Regions from separate parts of the Homo sapiens genome. Here region 2 is linked to region 1. Evidence: read pairs that join two places in POLR2A ChIA-PET (ENCODE). Cell type or tissue: PC-3. All regions are shown on one strand. Links, peaks and the distances in the headings refer to the core of each region. The heading gives the core; the rest is flanking DNA.

Region 1 (10,159 bases), core at 2,915-6,914:
AGGGGCTCGAACCCCTGCTACTCACAGGGAAAAACGCATGACTAAATTTGTCAATTCCATCAGATTAGACACTCAAAGGCAGGGCCCCTGACTGTCCTGCTCACTGTTGACTCCCCAAGTGCCTTCGACGGTGCCTGGAAGGTGCTTAAGAAATGTTTGAATAAATATGTTCATACCAGGTCTCTGGTGTGGGGGAGAACCCATAGTAACTGACAGCCACTCAGAGTGAAAAACGCTAATGGATATCACAGTGTACACACACCTAGGACAGTACACTAAATACAGGTGTGTGTGACACTCAGCTCAACAGCTCAATTAGAGGTTATCCAGTGGGCTGTGTGTTGGAACCACCCAAGAAGCTTTCAAAAATCCCCATGCCCAGGCCCCACCCCAGACCCATAAAATCGGAATATTTTGGGGTAGGACTTGGGCATCGGCATTTTGAAGCTCTCCAGGCAATTCCTTTCTAGGATCTAGAACCCCTTATGTACATGAATAGACTAACAAGTGTTGACACAGGGGTTATAGCCAGGGATGGGAGTAGAGAGGATTTTCACTTTTTTTGTTGTTTGTTTTTTTGTTTTTGAGATGGAGTCTGGATCTGTCACGCAGGCTGGAGTGCAGTCGCGCGATCTCAGCTCACTGCAACCTATGCCTCCCAGGTCAAGCGATTCTCCTGCCTCGGCCTCCCAAGGAACTGGAACCACAGGCGCGCGCCACTGCGCCCAAGGATTTTCACTTTTAACTGTACAGTGAAGCACAGACTTCTGAGCCAGACTGCTTGGTCTGAACTCTGGTGTCACCACTTAGTAAGTTCTGGTTTGAATGTACTCACTGAGTGGTCTTCATAAATTACCTCTCTGCACTTGAGTCTCCTGTCTGTAAAATGGGGATAATAATCATTACAACGAAGCCTCATAGGATTCTGGTGGAGACCAAATGCATTAATACATATGCAAAGCATTTGGAACAGCTGGCATATATAAGTGCCATATATCTATTATTAAAAATTTTTAAATTATAGAATGGATTAATTTTTGGATTTTATAAGCAGATTCCGCCCCCCGCCCCGCCTTAAAACTGTTATGAAAAAGCAAGAAAGGCCAGGTGCAGTGGCTCACGCCTGTAATCCCAGCACTTTGGGAGGCCAAGGTGGGCGGATCACGAGGTCAGGAGTTCAAGACCAGCCTGGCCAACATGGTGAAACCCTGTCTCTAGTAAAAACACAAAAATTAGCTGGGCGTGCGGGCACCTGTAATCCCAGCTACTTGGGAGGCTGAAGCAGGAGAATTGCTGCCACTGCGGAGGTTGCAGTGAGCCGTGATTGCGCCACTGCACTCCAGCCTGGGAGACAGAGCAAGACTCTGTCTTGGGATAAAAAAAAAAAAAAAAAAAGAAAAAAGAAAAAGAAAAAGAAAAAGGAAAGGGGAAAATTTTTTTTTAGACGAAGTTTCGCTCTGTTGCTCAGGCTGGAGTGCAGTGGCGCCCTCTTGGCTCACTGCAAGCTCCGCCTCCCGGGTTCACACCATTCTCCTGCCTCAGCCTCCTGAGTAGCTGGGACTACAGGCGCCTGCGCCTACGCCCGGCTAATTTTTTGTGTTTTTAGTAGTGACGGGGTTTCACCATGTTAGCCAGGATGGTCTCGATCTCCTGACCTCAGGTGATCTGCCCGCCTCGGCCTCCCAAAGTGCTGGGATTACAGGCGTGAGCCACCGCACCAGGCAGGAAAAAAATTTAACAAAGAAAAAAAGGCTGGGCGTGGTGGCTCGCACCTGTAATCCCAGCACTTTGGGAGGCAAAGGCTGGAGAATTGCTTGAGGTCAGGGGTTTGAGACCAGCCTGGGGAACATGGCAAGACACCATCTCTAAAAAGCAGAAATAGAAGAAAAATACAAAAAGGGGGAAAAAAATAAAGGAAGGGCCTAAAGCCTAGGCCAGCCTACTTCTGCCACTTTCCACGTGAGCTTTGGACCAGTCCCTTACTCTGTGTCTGGGAACCTGTCTTCTCATCTGTAAACCAAGTGAGCATCTTTCTCTACCTCAAAGATTGTTCTGAAGAATAAACGCCTCAGGGAAGTGTTTAATAAATGATGGCGAAACCCACGTATCTGAGAGCCACATTGCCTTGATGCATTCTGGGATCAGGTGTGGCACTGGGGCGGTGGTAGGGCCCTGACCTCTGAAAAGAACGGATCAAAACAGGGTGTGCCCCAAACCTGCACCATACACTGTGCAGGGTCTTTGCTGCCCTTAACTAAGGGCACAGAGAACCTTCCATCCCAGAGGCCCTGGTCCATCTCCCGAGTCTGGTCTCCAAAATACACCACAGCCTGCCTCACCCCTTACTAAGCAGCAGGCCCTAGGCTGAAACCCCTCCCCTTCCTGAGCGCCCATTCTCTTGCTGCCCCTCCGTTCCCATCTCCTGGAGCCCCTGTTCTCACCAAGCCTTCCTACCATCACTTCCCTCTCCCTATGCCCCTCTCTTCATAGTGAACCCCCATCTTCCCTTCGAGTTAAGGGGCCCCTTCACTGTGCCATAATCAACCCGTCAAACTCCCACTTCCTTCCTGGGTCTCCTCTCTCTGCCCCAGTTCCAAAGCCCTGGGGCCCACAACCCTTCACTGCCCTTCCTCCCCTTCTCAAGACCTATCTCATGTTGAGCCCCAGTCCCTTCCACTGAGCAATCCACCACTGTCTCCTCCCCTCCCCGAAACCTCCTCTGGGCCGCCACTCCTCTGAGCCCTCAGCCGGACTCACCAGGCCCCACTCTGATTCCCTTGAAGCCAACTGGGCCCGGCCTGCCCCACCTGGACAGCCTCCCCGAGTCTCTTCTTCTTCCTCAGCAGCCGCTGAACACAGGCATTTTCTCCCTGCGGGTGATTCTTGAGGCTGAACACAGGTTTCTCTGCGGTTGGCCTATCTGAGCCTCATCCACTGCTTTCTCTGATGCTGCCCACCCGCTCCAACCAGCCTCCACCTTACCCAGAGTGACCTTGCCAAAGCCCTCTCCCCTCCCTAAACACAGCGTGTGCCCAACAGAGCTAACTGCTTGTGGCTCCTGCCTCCTGTTACCCTTTCGCATCTCTAGGCCTTTGCACATCCTCTTCCTCCTCCAGGAACTCCCTCACTTTTCTGCCCAGCACCTTAGGCTTGGCTCTGTAGAAGCTTTCTCCTCAGAGAAGCCCTCCTCCCTAACTCTCAGGGGGTCTCACTGCTTCTTGCCCCCACTTCCAGCTCATATTGCATCGTTAGCTTGAGTGTAGTGTTGTCTTCCCCGTCAGCAGTCAGGAAGCGTGGGGTAATGTCTTCATCTCTGAGTCTGGGGGATGTAGGGAGGGGGCTTGGTGGGTGGATGAGCTTTTTGCATCTAGCACAGAGGCAACAGTTTCAGGGGACTGTGACCTGAGTCCTCCTGCCTCTTCCAGACAGGTGTGCCCAGAAGGTGTGTTTCCTCCTCAGACCACGGGCTCCTCTGACTCTCCTGAGGCCAGGGCCTAGCTGGCTGGGTCAGGGAGGGCAGGCCCCGTGGCACGATCCCTTGGCATCTCCCTGAGCTTCACTGAGGAGGGACGTGAAGCCACACTCAGCAGAACTTAAACATAAAATGGGTCTATGGGAAAAACTGCTTCCCAAAGACCAGGGAGGCCAAAGTGGGCATCATTTGGGCAAGGACACCCAAGAGGTCCCCAAAGTCAGGGATCAGGAAACAGCTCAGCTCTTCCAGGCCCACCAGACGCAGGCACAGGGTTAGGAGTTTTCTTTTTCCAAAGTTTACCAAAGCAGGGAGGAAACATTTGGAGTTCAGGGTAGACAGAAAGGGGAGGGCAGAGCAACACTGGGGTGACTGGCCTCGTCATATCCCAGGTTCTGCATAAGCAGATGTGGGGGTGTTGGGGTAAAATGAGGGGCCTGGAAGCAGAGAAGACTGATGACCTGGGGCAAATGGGAGATACATAGACGGGGGGCACTCCAATCCTAGTGGGAAAGGGAGGCCCCATGAGGGTTCCGGGACTTAGGACGGAATGAGTGTCGCCAAGAGAGATGTCCCTGAACCAGAGTAGAACTGTGAGGCCCAAAGGCCATGAATACACAGGACACACAAAGGGACTCGAGGCAGAGACCTGGGACCTTGGATGGAATAAGGGGGTCCAGAAGCAGGAGCCCCATGATGGAGGTTCCTCAGGGAGAGGAAACCCAGCATTTGGGGAGACCTTGGACTTGGGATAGAATATAGGGAGAGTCAGAGGAGACCCAGGACCTAGGACAAAATGGAGGTCCAAGAGGCAGAATCCCTGGACCTGGGACTGAACGCATGATCAAGGGCCAGGATGTCCTCGGCAGCAGAGTGGGGAGCTCAGAGGCAGGGGAGACGCAGGGCCTGGAGTGAAATGAGGGGGAACCCAGATCTCAGGCAGAAGGGAAAACTCAGTGGCCAGGAACACGTGTAGGTATTTCAACTCCTCTGGAGAACCAGTAGCTGGTGACAAAACCCAGCGGTGTCCCTTCCATTCCCTCCACCCTCACTCCCCCTTTCACAAGACACAAGGTTGGTTTTTTTTTTTTGTTTTTTTTTTGTTTTTTTTTTGCTTTTTTTCATTTCTTTTTAATACAAACTTGGATCTTTGGGTGTGTCCTGCCAACAGAAAACAACAACAACAACAACAGAAGAGAAAACCCAAAAGAGTGAAAAATAAGAAAGAAAAAAAAAGCTCCCGCAAGAGGTTCTTCTCCCTCCCCCCCACCATGCGAATTTGCACACCACGGGACCACAGCAGGTTTACAGAATGCAATATACAATCCACGATTTATAATAAAACAGTATATACAATAAATAGGATATTGTTCATTTTTGTCAAACGACCTGTAGATAAATTTCTCAGTGCATACTTGCAGGGGCTCTGGACACCTCGGGGCCCCGCTCGCAACCTCTTGCACACGCTCGCTCTCTCGCTCTCTCTCTCTCTTTTTTTTTTTTGTCTTTTTCTAAAACTGTGTTTTGTTTTTAAGTTTTGTACATTTTTAAAAAGTATTTACAATTGCTGGTTTTGTGCAGAAAGGGCTCACCTTCGGCTTCTGCGTGGAGGAGATGGGTGGGAGGGGGTGGAGGGAGATGGGTCTGCAGGGGGTGTAGGGGGCAGGGTGGGAGGCAGAGGGGCAGGAGCTCCTGCCAGAGGACGATGTGGACGCTGGGAGGGATCTTGGCGTTGGTTTTCTGAAAGCTGCAAAGAAACACAAGAGAAGAGGCAGGAGTGAGCGGCACGCATCGACTGTGCTCTGAGATCAGGGAAGTGAAGAGGGAGACCCCCACCCAGCTCCTCCCAGGATTCAGCAGGGTGAGGGGGAAAGCTAACCACTGTTCTTTCTCACAAAAACTCAGACCTGCCTTCTCTGAGCCCAGTTTCCCCATCTGTAAAATATGCGTGTCCAAGCCCCAAAACACAGGGTGAAGCAGGTGCTGGGTGAGGAGGTGGGGTTCCAGGCAGTGGAATTTGTTAAGAGCTTGGGCTCTGGAATCAGACACAGCTGAGTTCAAATACCAGTGCCACCCTTTAGTAGTGCTATGACCTTGGGCATGTTGTTGAACTTCTGTGAGCCTCAGTTTGCCCATCTGTAAAAAGAAGATAACTGAACTACCCCATTGGTTTGCTGGGAGGATTCAGCGGTATAGGACAGATGAAGCCTGGTCCTTAAGTGCATAATAAATTATACTGATTATTATTCATTATTATTTTTCTGGGGCAGTTAGGCTCTCCAAACCTGCCTCCTCATGTCATGATGAGTTTAGTAATTCCTCCAACTTAGGCTGTTCTGAGGAATGACATCATGGGGAGGGCAGGGCCTCAGCACACAGCACAGGTGTGAACAACTGCTTTTATTTCTTCTAAATCCAATCCTCTTCTTACCAATGCCATTCTGTTCCTTAGAGAGGTGAGGTGAGGAGGAAGTCTTTCTCAGTGAAAGAACAGAGAAACTGCCCAACACAATGCCATCTGTGTTTGGCTTAACCCTGCCTTCCTGAAGCTCAGACACTCCCAAGTTCCCAGTTCCTCCCATCGCCAGACACTCGAGATTGGAAGTACCCCTTTTTCCCAGACAGTTCTCATTATGCTTGCGGGGCCCTGGGGATCTGACTTCCCTACCCAGACCCCCAGCTTGGCTAGACCCCCTGGATTCACAGCTCTGCTAGGGTGAGTGAGAAGGTCCCCTGAAGGACAGGGATGGGCTCGGGACTTCCTAAGAGCTCCAGTCATTATTAGCCTGGTCCTTTCAGACTTCTGTCCTCCTCTCAGAGCCCCGAGACACACATCTCCCACCCTCAGTGTGCGACCATCTCCATCCGAATTAAAGGGCGAGGTGAGGATGCTGAAAGGGCCTCCTCAGGTTCCTTAGGAGCCCATCCGTCCTCCCCCACACCAGCAGGAATCAGGCGGCGGCAGAAAGCCTCTCCTCCCTTGTACTTTCTTGGCTTCCCTTTCTACCAGAGCCACATTTAAATTCTGCTCAGCCTCGGCTGCTGTCTGCTGGGCAGTCAGCCCCGGGGACGACTTTTGTCCTGAGGCTGGACTTGCCAGGACTCCCCCAAGGTCCAGGGGAACCAGGTGGGCTCCTGCAGAGGCAGGGCAGCACCTCATCCTGGTGGACCAGACCAGGTGGCAGGCAGAGGCATAGGAGAGGAGAAGAGCTGCATCTTTGTTAAGCTGTCAGGTTGCCTGCAGTTGCAGGAGGATGGAATACTAGCCGTAGGGGCGAGCGGTGTGCCTGGGAGGGTGACAGCTGTGCTGCAATGGGGTGATAGGTAGAAAAGCAGCTCTTGGGGCAAGGGCTGCTGCTGGGATGAATGCAAGCTCTCCACAGTCAGGCGGTAAACAGGCTGCAGAGACAAGAGGGGTGTCTATTAGGGAGCAGAATGATTTTATCTGGGGTAACTGCTTGAGCCAGAGCGCTGGGGGCATCTATCCAGAGGACTGCTCTATTGCGGTTGAAGAACAGTTGCCAAGCTAAAGAACCTCTGTTGGGGTGTTGGGGGTGACAAGGGAAGGGGACTTTAGGATGGGCTGCTCCAAACCACTGGCAAACTGATATTGTCCAACGCCAGCCTCCCCTGCTCCCTCCAAGGGCCCCGGGGCAGGCTGGGAGCCTCTGCACAAATCCCTGCACCCCCACCCCCACCCCAGGCCCTTAGCCACTGCCAGTGACCCTCTCTAAGCCAGGTCTCCATGGTGATCTCAGCCCAGCAGGCGGCTCCTGCCAGAACCATTCCCGCGGTGCCTGCGGCCAGGCAGCAGGAGGCTTTCTCACCCTCTGCTAAGCCGCCCATCGCGTCTCACCTTCCTCCTCCCACTACCCTCCCCAGCTTTCAGGACTTGGCCAGCCAGAGACTTTGGCAGAATCTTCGGGATGGGAAGGAGCGGGGGAGGGGGGAAATCAAAGCCCAAAAGCCCCAGGGTTCTCTCATGGAGGTGGGGGAGAATGCTGTGGCTGTGTGGAACCCTGACCTCACCAGGTTCAGCTCTCCACAAAGCAGGACCAGACACTAACGTGCCAGGCAGCCCAGTGCTAGGCACTGGGGACAAAGCAGAGACCAAGACCGATCTGGTTCCTGTCTTTGAGAGGCTCACAGATAGAGGGGAAAGCAAAGCAGACCCCAAACCAGGGTAATTACCACGCAGGGAGACAGGGGCTGTGCCACGGAAGGTCCTGGGGAGGCAGCTAACCTGGTCGTGGCAGGAGAGACTGTGGCTCTTCAACCACTGCTGAACACTACCCAGCACATGCTGGGGCCAAGACGTACGCTGACTGAGTGACAGAGCGGGGACTGACCTGAGTCTGGTCAGCATGTCAAGGTCCAGCTCCGGCCTTGCACACCTTCAGAACACCTCCTTAGACCACCCTGTTACCATAGCTACGGTACCCTTGTCATCCCGACCTGGCTCCTCCAGGGCAGGAACCTATATGTGGTACTGCTGCACACCCAGGGCTAGCACGCACCGGCCCCCAGCACACCAACCACTGTTCTGCAGACTTCACCTTTTAGTGCCTCCGTGACACACAACTGCAGAGCCACATTCCTCTGAGTCCTCATGCTCCGGTGGTTTCACCATCTGAGGTGCCAGGGCATTAAGTGGTCTCTGCCTGTCAAGGGGGGGACTGGCACTGGCAGCAGTGAGGGACAGCTGAGCAGAGATTCAAAGTGCTGCAGAGCACATATAAATCAGGTTGTCCAGAGGGGGCTGCTCTCCTCCAAAAAGGAAAAGGAATATATATTTGTGCTTTCATTTAAGTGAACAGCAAACATGTATTCATGCCCACTGGCTGCCAGGGCATGAGTTAAGGTCTAACCTCTACTCTCTAGTCTCTACTCTCTTGAAAGGGTCCAATGTCAAACAAGGCAGTAGAGCAGAAGGCAAAAAAGAGTGCATGAGGCCGGGCAGGGTGACTCACGCCTGTAATCCCAGCACTTTGGGAGGCCGAGGTGGGTGGATCTCTTGAGCTCAGGAGCTCAAGACCAGTCTGGCCAACATGGAGAAACCCCGTCTCTACAAAAAATACAAAAACTAGCCAGGTGTGGTGGCACACACCCTGTAACCCCAGCTACTCGGGAGGCCGAGGCATGAGAATTGCTTGAACCCAGGAAGCGGAGGTTGCAGTGAGCTGAGATCGTGCCACTCCACTCCAGCCTGGGTGACAGAGCAAGACTGTCTCAAAAAAAAAAAAAAAAAACCAGAAAAGAAAAAGTGCATTAGAATTTGAGAGGCTGATTTCCTGTGTGACCCAGAGTAAGTCCCTTCCCTCTCTGGGCTTCAGGTTTTTTTGGTTGTTTTTTGTTTTTTTTTTGAGACAGGTTCTCACTCTATCACCCAGGCTAGAGTGCAGTGGCACAATCACGGCTCACTGCAACCTCCACCTTCCAGGCCCATGAGATCCTCCCATCTCAGCACCTTGAGTAGCTGGTACTACAGGCGCACATCACCACACCTGGCTAATTATTTTATTTTTTGAAAAGACAAGGTTCCATCATGTTGCCCAGGCTAGACTCGACCTCCTGAACTCAAGCAAACCACCTGCCTTGGCCTCCCAAAGTGCTGGGATTACAGGTGTGAGCCACTGCAGCAGCCTGAGTTTCTATTCTATAAAATAAGGGAGCTGAACAGGTGATGGGAGAGATCTTCCGGCACTGGGATGGTGCCCCAAAGACAAAGGGTCACAGGCAAACCACAGAGGCCCAAAGCCTGATCCATCCCTGTAACATTTTTAGGCAGCCAGGCCTGTGAGTCATCTCCATGTGGAGAGGATACTGCTTCCTGGGGGCTCAGCCCACAACTGGTATGCAGAAGTACCGTTGGACCTGGAATTCACTGAATTATCGATGAGGCTCCCAATCAGGGATGGGGAGGCTGTGTTTGTGTCTCCCTCTACTCCAGAGAAGCTTTTTTTCTTTTCTTTTTTTTTTTTTTTTTTGGAGATAGGGTCTCACTCTGTCACCCAGGCTGCAGTGCAGTGTCATGATCGAGGGTCACCGCAGCCTCAAACTCCTGGGCTCAAGCGATCTTCCCACCTCAGCCTCCTGAGTAGCTGGGACTACATGTGCATGCTACCACATCTGTCTAGTTTGTATTTTTGTAGAGATGGGGTCTTACTATGTTGCCCAGGCTGGTCTCAAACTCCTGGGCTCAAGCGATCCTCCCACCTCGGCACCCCAAAGTGCTGGATTGCAGGCGTGGTGAGCCACCATGCCAGGCCTGGAGAATTTTTTTTTTGTTTGTTTGAGATGGAGTCTTGCTCTGTTGCCCAGGCTGGAGTACAGCAGTGCAATCTTGGCTTACTGCAACCTCTGCCTACTGGGTTCAAGCAATTTTCCTGCCTCAGCCTCCCGAGTAGCTGGGATTACAGGTGTGCGCCACCATGCCTGGCTAATTTTTGTATTTTTAGTAGAGACAGGGTTTCACCATGTTGGTCAGGCTGGTCTCGAACTCCTGACCTCGTGATCCACCCACCTCGGCCTCCCAAAGTGCTGGGATTACAGGCGTGAGCCACCGCACCCGGCCTGAGAATTTTTTCAAATGTGAGTCCACTACTGACCAGAGGTGCTCCTTAAACTCTAGCTCTGCCAGCCATTCCCTCCTTAAGGTTCTTCTCATCTCCCCAGCTGTGAGGCAGT
Region 2 (10,159 bases), core at 3,000-6,999, 250 kb after region 1:
ACCCACCTTGGCCTCCGAATAGGCCAGGATTACAGGCATGAATCATCATGCCTGGCCTTCAACATATATTTATTTGAGTATGTAGTAAGTATAAGAACTGGCATGGATCTTTCAACAGGGAACCTGCAGAGTTCATAACCAAAATATAAAGTTGAAAGGGATTGGTGCTATAGAAGACATATAAATAACATGCAGGTATTCTGGGAAGAGAGAGATTGTTTTTAATTGAGAAGGCATTATGGCATTTGAGTTATGTCTGGAAAGAGGATGGAAAGATTTGGACCTTCGAAGGTAAAGAGGAGAAGAGCATTCCAGGAGGGAATAAAATGAACAGGCATCATAGTGGGGAAGCATAGAGTATATCTAGAAGAGTAATTTAATTTGGCTAGAGTGGTGGATTCCAGAAAGTAGTGGGAAAAAAGGATTGAAAGGTAAATTGTGGCCCAAACATGAAGGATGTTAAATGCTAAGCTAAGGGGCTTGGATTTAGTTATTTAGGAAAGTGCGAATTGAATTCAAAGGGAGAGACTGGAATCAGAGATACCAGTTAGGGCTGTGAAAATGAAAAGAAAGGAAAGGATAGGAGAGGTTTCCTTGGTGATAGAATTGGTAAGATTTAGCTATTGATTGGGCATTGGGCCTCAGGGGATCATTTAAGTCAACTGTTAGTAATATTAATAGCTAACATTTGAGTACATACTGTGTTCCAGGCAGTATGAAAAGTGCTTTACATACATTATCTTATTTTATAACAACTCTGAAGCACCAGTATCATTTCCATGTTATGTATTAGGAAACAAACTAAGAAAGGTTAAATAGTTGCCCTGCTAACAAATGACAATATCTGAATTTGAAACTAGGTCTCTTATGACCAGCAATTTGTCTTTTTATTACTTTTTATTAATATTACAGTTCTGGGCTGTGCTCAGTGGCTCACACCTGTAATCCCAGCACTTTAGGAGGCCAAAGAGGGAGGATTACTTGAGGCCAGGAGTTTGACACTAGCCTGGACAACATAGTGAGACCCCATCTCTACAAAAAAAAAGTTAAAAATTAGCCAGACATGGTAGCATGTGCCTGTAGTCCTAGCTACTCAGGAGGCTGAGGCTGGAGAATCTCTTGAGCCCAGGAGTTGGAGGCTGCAGTGAGCTGTGATTATGCCACTGTACTGCAGCCTGGGTGGCAGATCAATACTTTGTCTCTAAATAAATAAATTAAAAATAAATAAATCAATAACAGTGCTATAGCAGTTAACACTTCAGGTTTACAAGTATGCAAATAACTTGTTTTTTCACTCTCCAGAGGACACTCTGTGGGGGAAATACCTGAAGCCGTGGTGCTTTCTCTTCTCGTGGTGTGTTCATCTCCTCTGCCAGATTGTTAGCTCCTTTGAGTCAAGGGACATGACTTATTCATCTTTATATTTCCAGTACTTATCTCAGTCCCAAACATATGAAAGATTCATTGATCCACTATGCAACAAATATTCCTGGAGCACCTGCTGTGTGCTGGGGTGAAGCAGAACAAGAGATAAAATCCCTCCCCTGATTGTGTGTATATGTGTGTTTCTGTGTGCGGGGGGAGTATGTATACACACATACGTACATACACATATAAATAATGTCAAGTAATAATAAATGCTATGAAGAAAAAGCAGGGTAAGTGGGTAGAGAGTCAGGGAAGAGGGAGGGTGGGTGCATTATTTTAGTTGATCAAGGAAGGCATCTCTGAGGAGCTGACATTTGAGTGAGTAGACATGTGAATGAAATGAGCAAGAGCTGTGTGAGTAGCTGGGAAAGGCATTCTAGGTAGAGGGCAAGAGCAAGGACTTTGATGTGTTCAAAGAAGAGCAAGGAGGCTAGTTTGGCTGGAGTACCGTTAGAAAAGGGAGGCAGAATAGGAAAAGAGGCCAGAGAGGTAACCAGGGATCACATTATATAGGATCTTGATGCATAATAAATTGTATCAAATTGATTTGAATGAATGAGGCATTTCTACCATTTTGGAACTCTTCCTGCCTCTTTCCCCTTGTACTGTGTAGTACATACCATATCCTATGACCCTAGGCAGTGTGAGTTGAGATTCTTCCAGGCCGGACACGGTGACTCACGCCTGTAATCCCAGCACTTTGGGAGGCTGAGGCAGGCGGATCACAAGGTCAGGAGTTTGAGACCAGCCTGGCCAATATGGTGAAACCCTGTCTTTACTAAAAATACAAAAAAATTAGCCAGGCGTGATGGTGCACGCCTGTAATCCCAGCTACTTGGGAGGCTGAGGCAGGAGAATTGCTTGAATCCGGGAGGCGGAGGTTGCGGTGAGCCGAGATTGCGCCACTGCACTCTGGCCTGGATGACAGAGCGAGACTCAGTCTCAAAAAAAAAAGAAAAAAGAAAGAAATTCTTCCTTTGGAATTGTTTGGTGAGAAATGGGAAATCTGAAATTGATGGGATGACGTTGCATCTACTCAGTTATCAAGCTAGTGCCTATCCCCAAACCTCTCCAAGAGGCCAGCACACCCAAATATACCCTTAGAATATGAGCTCTCAGACATATATATTACCCACACACCCATACAGCCCTGCAAGGACTTGTACCCATTAAAAGTCTGAGAGCATAGTTATTCTTTTTTCTAAACTGTTCAGCCACAGATGTGGGGTTGGAATTGCTGAGCACATCAGCCTGAGATAAGGCAGCTCACTGCGTGGGTTGTTACAGGTACAGCTAAGGTTGACTGCCTGGTACAAGTGGTGATTATCAGTATGTGTTGGGTACAGAAGAAAAATATTTGACTTACTGTGGAACAAAGTGTCTGGGCAAGTATTGCTGAGGCAGATATAGCTGAAAACCTATTAGCCTCAAAGTTAACTCTGAAGGGATTAAAGAACAGCATTTCTGACTGGGCGAGGTGTCTCACGCCTGTAATCCCAGCACTTTGGGAGGCCGAGGCGATCGGATCACCTGAGGTCAGGCATTCGAGACCAGCCTGGCCAACATGGCGAAACCCTGCCTCTACTAAAAATCAAAAAGTAAGCCGGGTGTGATGGCAGGCGACTGTAGTCCTAGCTGCTCGGGAGGCTGAGGTAGGAGAATCGCCTGAACTGGGGAGGTGCAGGTTGCAGTAAACCAAGACCAAGATCGCTCCACTGCACTCCAGCCTGGGCAACAGAGCGAGATTCCATCTCAGGAAAAAAAAAAAAAAAAGAACAGCATTTCTGTTCTTTATGTTGCTAATTGATGTGATCTTGTTTACTAACAAAATAAGAAGAGTGGAGGTCTCACTCTGTCACCCAGGCTGGAATGCAGTGTGCAATCGTAGTCCACTGTAACCTCAAACTCTTGGGCTTTAGCGATCCTCTTACTTGAGTCTCCCAAATAGCTAGGACTACAGGCATATGCCACTGCGCCTGGCAAGTTGTAAAAGTTTTTTAGAGACGGGGGTCTCGCTGTGTTGCCCAGGCTGGTCTTGAATTCCTGACCTCAAACCATCCTCCCACCTCAGTCTCCCAAAGCAAGAAGAGTTGAACATTTAAAATTGATTATTATGAAATCCTTGGGGTTCCACTTTCAAAGTTATTTTCATGTTTGCCCCTTATTTTTTATGTTTCTTTGCTATCCTCTTAAGTATTCATCAGCTCAACATCTGTATTTCAACAGCATATTCATAGTGTCTCTGATTATGGTCTTGCCCCATTCTAGTTTATACTGATGGTGCTATCAGCACTATGTCTAAAGTCCTGTTTTTATTATACTGCTCACTTCCTCAAGAGCCTAAAGTGGCTCTCTGTTGTCTATTGAATCAGATGGTTTTTTTTGTTTTTGTTTTTTTTTGTTTTTTTTTGAGCCAAGTCTCACTCTGTCGCCCAGGCTGGAGTGCCATGGCGCAATCTTGGCTCACTGTAACATCCACCTCCTGGGTTCAAGCAGTTCTCCTGCCTCAGCCTCCCGAGTTGCTGGGATTACAGGACCTGCCACCACGCCCAGCTAATTTTTGTATTTTTATAGAGACAGGGTTTCACCATGTTAGCCAGGCTGGTCTCGAACTCCTGACCTCAGATGATCCACCTGCCTCGGCCTCCGAAAGTGCTGGGATTACAGGCATGAGCCACCGTGCCTGGCCTGAATCAGATCTTAATATTTCACCTTGCTTTCACTCCCTGCGATCTTAACCCAAATTAGCCATATTTTCTACTCTTCCTTACTCTTTGCTAGGAAGGCTATTTTCTTTATGTTTCTCAACTCTATCTTTCAGTTTATATTTTGCTCATTTGGTTCCTCCTTTTTTTTTTTAGAGAAAGAGAGTTTCGCTGTTGTTAACAGCCCAGGCTGCAATGCAGTGGTGCGATCTCGGCTCACCACAACCTCTGCCTCCCAGGTTCAAGCGATCCTCCAGCCTCAGCCTCCCGAGTAGCTGGGATTACAGGCGTGTACCACCACGCCCGGCTAATTTTGTATTTTTAGTAGACACAGGGTTTCTCCATGTTGGTCAGGCTAGTCTTGAACTCCTGACCTCAGGTGATCCGCCCGCCTTGGCCTCCCAAAGTGCTGGGATTACAAGCATGAGTCACTGCGTCCGCCCTTTGGTTCCTCCTTTTTTTAGTATCTTTTCTCTCCCTACCTCATTGGCTATCTAAATTATACAAATCCTCTCAGTTGTGCATAAGTCCTGCTGATAGCAATTAAGTTTTTCTTTGCTTGTTTTTTTTTTTTTTTTTTGAGACGGAGTCTTGCTCTGTTTCCCAGGCTGGAGTGCAGTGGGGCGATCAGGCTCATTGCAACTTCCGCCTCCCAGATTCAAGCAATTCTCCTGCCTCAGCCTCCCCAGTAGCTGGGATTACAGGCGTGCACCACATGCCCGACTAATTTTTGTATTTTTAGTAGAGACAGGGTTTCACCATGTTGGCCAGGCTGGTCTTGAACTCCTGACCTCAGGTGATCTGCCTGCCTTGCCCTCCCAGAGTGCTGGGATTACAGGCGCCCAGCCTTCCTTTGCTTTTGAAAGACAAAGTGAAGTCAGAAAGATCATGGACTCTCCGGGGTCAGCAGATCTGTGACTGAATCCCTCCCCTTCCATGTATTAACCTCGAGCAGGTTATTTTCCCTGCCGTGTGTAACCCCATTTATAAAATGAGTGAAATTATTAAAAGGGGATGTTTGAGGCTGGGCACAGTGGCTCACACCTGTAATCCCAGCACTTGGGGAGGCTGAGGCGAGTGGATCTCTTGAGCTCAGAAATTTGAGACCAGCCTGGGCAACTTGGCGAAACCCTGGCTCTACCAAAAATACAAAAATTAGCTGGGTGTGGTGGCACACACCTGTAGTCCCAGCTACTTGGGAGGCTGAGATGGGCAAATCGCTGATCGCTTGAGCCTGGGAAGCAGAGGTAGCAGTGAGCCGAGATCACGTCACTGCACTCCAGTCTGGGTGACAGAGTGAGACCCTGTCTCAAAAAAAAAAAGGGGGGATGTTTGAAAGTGTCTGGTATACTGCCTGCCTGGCACATAGCAGGCGTTCAATAAATGGTGACATTATTATTATTTTTATTATTTTGAGATGGAGTCTTGCTCTGTCACTCAGGCTGGAGTACAGTGGCGCAATCTCAGCTCACTGCAACCTCTGCCTCCCGGGGTTAAGCAATTCTCATGCCTCAGCCTCCTGAGTAGCTGGGATTACAGGCTCATGCCACCACGCCCAGCTAATTTTTGTATTTTTAGTAGAGACAGGGTTTCACCATGTTGACCAAGCTGGTCTCGAACTCCTGACGTCAGGCGATTTGCCCACTGCAGCCTCCCAAAGTGCTGGGATTATAGGTGTGAGCCACCACGACCAGCCCCAGTGGTGACATTATTAATACTTGTTGAATCCCTTGCCCTGCAATAGTTTAATAGTTAGGTAGGCAGGCTCAGGAGTCATATTGCCAGGATTTGAATCCTAGATCTGCTTCTTACTAGCTGTGTAAACACATTGCTTTACCTATTTCTCAGTTTCCTTATTGTTAAAATGGAGTTAATAATACCTATTTCATAGGGTTGTGATGATTAAATGAGATAATTCATCTACAGTCCCTGCTACATAGTAAGTGCTTAAGAAATGTTAGCTCTCATTTTGGTGTATTTCCTTTGAATTTATAATACAAGCAATTTTCCCTCACAGTTTAGCACGCACTTATATTATATATTCTTTAATTAATTCAAGCTTTTTGATATTGTCACCCCAAGCAGAGAGATCACTGTTAGTTTTGTGGAGACCATGCATTATACATTTGTCTTTAGTCACAGTGCCTGGAACAACAATGCATATATAGTTGGCATTCAATATGTACTTAATTGATTTTATTACTGCTAAGTACATTTTTCTTGGTCTTGAGTTTGATAATAATAGCTATCTTTAATTGAGTGCTTTTATGTGCCATTGTTCTAAATTTAGCTTCGTATCATCTCATTTCATCCTCACAACAACCATATGAAGATTCTCTTATTCTCATTTTTAAGGCAAAGAAACTAAGGCATAGAGGAGTGGAGCCTTTTACTCAAGATCACTTTGCTTGGAAGTAGCGGGACCACGACAAGCATAGGCATAAGCAGTGGTTTTTTGTTTTTTGTTGTTTTGAGAAAGGGTCTTGCTCTGTCACCCAGGATGTGCCAGTAGTACAGTGGTACCGTCATAGGTCACTGCAACCTTGAACTCAAGGGATCCCCCCACCTCCACCTTCCGAGTAGCTAGGACTACAGGCACGCACCACCACGTCCAAGTAATTTTTTAATTTTTTGTAGAGACGGGCTCACTTTGTTGCCCAGGCTGGTGTCAAACTCCTGGGTTCAAGTGATCCTCCCACCTTGGCCTCCCAAAGTGCTGGGGTTACAAACTTGAACCACCATGCCTGGCCATATAGGCGGTCTTAATTCAGAGCTATGCTCTTAACCATTGCATATTCTGAAACTGGTATGGTTAAAGGAAAATTATACCTTTGATATTTAGTATCCATTTTCACTTTAGTCTAGAACTTTACTGTTATGGTACAGTGGCTATTTTTTAAAGTCAGGTTGATGGACACGGTGACTCACACCTGTAATTCCAGCACTTTGGGAGGGCAGGGTGGGCAGATCGCCTCAGGTCAGGAGTTCGAGACCAGCCTCGCTAACATGGTGAAACCCTGTTTACTAAAAATATACAAATTAGCCCGGCATGGTGGTGGGCACCTGTAATCCCAGCTACTTGGGAAGCTGAGACAGGAGAATCACTTGAACCCAGGAGGTGGAGGTTGCAGTGAGCTGAGACCGTGCCATTGCACTCCAACCTGGGCAAAGAGAGCAAAGCTCTGTCTCAAAAAAATGAAACATTTTTTAAAAAAGGTAATTTTCATTGTAGTGATATAAAAACAGAATGTAAACCTAATTTTCAGAGTAAAACACTGAGATGACTTCATTTTCATAATCACCACATAGGCTATCATTTTCTCATTTGGTGTAAATAATGTTTTTTTGTTGTTGAATTTGTTTAAAATACTGACTTAGAGCATTCGATCCTGTCAAATGAAGAGAAATCTTTTTCCCACCTCTGATGATAGTTACTTTCAATATAATTTGACTTTGATTTGACTTTGCTTTGGATGAAGGTTCATTTGGAGATTCAGATTCTGCCGATATCAGCTTAAAGTACAAAAAGAATTTTCAGTTTAGAGTAGTTCCTAGTGTGGATGTTAGCTGTAATGTATAACAAATTGATTTGCTTCATACTCTTTTAAAAGTTTTAGCCAGGATATGCTTTTTTAAAATGAGAGGTCAGCGATAGGAGAAATTGAGTCCTAGTTGTTTGTTTTTTGTTTTTGTTTTTGTTTTTTTGAGATGGAGTCGCGCTCTGTTGCCGAGGCTGGAGTGCAGTGGCACGATCTCAGCTTACTGCAACCTCCGCTCCCGGGTTCAAGCAATTCTTCTGCCTCAGCCTTCTGAGTAGCTGAGACTATAGGCATGTGCCATCATGCCTGGCTAATTTTTGTATTTTTAGTAGAGATGGGGTTTCTCCATGTTGGCCAGCCTTGTCTCAAAACTCCTGACCTCAGGTGATCCACCCACCTTGGCCTACCATAGTGCTGGGATTACAGGTGTGAGCCACCACGCCCAGCTGAGTCCTAGTTTTAAAAAGAACAAAATTGCTTACACAGAACTGAAGGACTTGTCTTTACCTTTGGCCTAGTCATCTGGTTTCTAGGATTATGTAACATTTCATAGGAAATACCCAATTATTTTCCTTCAAAAAGTTGTAGCACATCAGTCTAACATAAAACCTTCATTTAGTAGAATGCTTGGAAAAGGAGTTTTCTCATTAACCAAGTTAGCCAGAAGATTCAACTCATCCTGGTAAAAATATTTCCAAAAAGCATCACTTGGCCAAGCGTGGTGGCTCATGCCTATAATCCCAGCACTTTGGGAGGCTGAGGCAGGCAGATCATCTGAGGTCGGGAGTTTGAGACCAGGCTGACCAACATGGAGAAACCCCATCTCTACTAAAAATAGAAAAAATTAGCCGGGCATGGTGGCACATGCCTATAATCTCAGCTACTCGGGAGGCTGAGGCAGGAGAATCGCTTGAACCTGGGAGGCAGAGGTTGCGGTGAGCTGAGATCACACCATTGCACTCCAGCCTGGGCAACAAGAGCGAAACTCTGTCTCAAAAAAAAAAAAGTGTCACTTTACTTTTTAAATTTTTATTCATTTGTCTATTTATTTTGAGACAGAGTCTTGCTCTGTTGCTTAGGCTGGAGTGCAGTGGCATGATCATAGCTCACTGCAGCCTCAAACTTCTGGGCTTGAGCGATCCTCTTCTCTCAGCCTCTTGAGTAGCCAGGACTACAAGCATGCGCCACCATGCTTGGCTAATTTTTAAATTTTTTGTAGAGGCAGTTTTCACTATGTTGCCCAGGCTGGTCTTGAACCCCTGACCTCAAGTGATCTGCCCACCTTGGCCTCCCAAATTGTTGGGATTGTAGGTGTGAGCCACTGTGCCTGGCCTCACTTTTCTTTTTGATATTTTAAGTATGCTCAAGGGCAAATAAATGTATCTGTAAACACGTTATTCCTTTGTGTGCTTTAGGTTTACTGAAAGATACATCTCTTAGATGTAAAATACATGAGTCATTGAGTTACTAGTTTTGAACAAATCCCTGATGTTGGTGATTATAGAGGGCAATATACAAAAAGTCCTGCTTCTCTGGGTTCCAGTAAACTACGACACTGTTGTCCTTATGATTTGAGTTTTAGGGTATCTGATACCTGAGTCTTGCTGGAAACTTTAAAGAAAATATCTTAATATTTAGGAATTTAGAAAGTGTTAAGGCTTAGATTAATTCTGGTGCTTAGCTAGCAAATGACCCTATAATATTCCCAACACCCCCACTTCCTCAACCCCTCCCTATCTTTCCACCCCCCAAATTTAGGTCATCCCAACAAAGGAAATCAGAAAAGTCTAGATGAAGAAGAGTTCTCCACTGAGAATATGCAGAGAACAGCTGATTATTAATTGATTTTTTCATATTCTATAAAATTCCCATAGCTCTGTAGCTTATTTAATAAATTTTGATAGATGATTAATAACTTGATACTTTGGCATACTTCTAAAGTTTCTAAGGAATGCTCTACTTTTTAAAGACACTCAATAAGAAAAGACCTATTTCCTTGACTTTTTTTGTCAGATCTACGTTTACATGTTATCATATATTCAACCATTTTCTGGATGGGTGTGTGTGTGTTGGGAGGAGTTATACATACACAAAAATGAGTAGAATGCAGTCCCTGCCTTCTAGAGGGATATAGTCAGTCCAGTCCTGTTTGTACCTTGCATTTATGAAGTTAAGAAAGTCACAGGTGGAACCTTTCTAAGCCAAACTTTCGGGTTGCAAAAGTACTCCTTGGTTACACAGCATAATTCTTTGACTGGAGCTATTTCACTGTTATTGAATTTTGGAATTGAGCAGTGGTGGGAGTACTTAGAGATCATTTAGTTCTTACATAGTTGTAAGGATTTAATGAGATAAAATAAAAACCTTACACAAATAGTTTAAGTATTCAGTAAATGTCAGTGAAATCTGAATATCATCTATAATTGGTGAAAAAGAGACCCAGTCAAATGAAATGACTTGCTTAGTGCCCTGCATCTAGTTAGTCGT

Evidence for each region. ChIA-PET counts read pairs that join two places held together with the same protein. Peaks named below come from ENCODE experiments on the same cell type or tissue, not always from the same donor. Only the 100,000 strongest peaks of a DNase experiment are listed, where the experiment ranks them.
Region 2: POLR2A ChIA-PET joins it to region 1 with 16 read pairs; 2 of 35 experiments call an interaction of 5 or more read pairs at or near these places.

The regions. Positions count from the first base shown.
Region 1 is chr1:27,529,698-27,539,856 of GRCh38, forward strand. AHDC1 (AT-hook DNA binding motif containing 1) reads right to left here. Exons shown (of 9, transcript NM_001371928.1): 9 at 4,548-5,219. LOC105376892 (a long non-coding RNA gene) reads left to right here. Exons shown (of 2, transcript NR_188658.1): 2 at 589-1,023. Among named protein-coding and RNA genes, the nearest start is that of WASF2, 45 kb to the left of the region's middle. RefSeq lists an enhancer at 7,843-8,444. In PC-3, for the core only: no CTCF peak of the experiment used is centred there; no DNase peak of the experiment used is centred there; H3K27ac peaks cover 1,179 bases.
Region 2 is chr1:27,775,515-27,785,673 of GRCh38, forward strand. All of the region lies in intron 1 of STX12 (syntaxin 12), which reads left to right. Among named protein-coding and RNA genes, the nearest start is that of STX12, 7.4 kb to the left of the region's middle. In PC-3, for the core only: no CTCF peak of the experiment used is centred there; no DNase peak of the experiment used is centred there.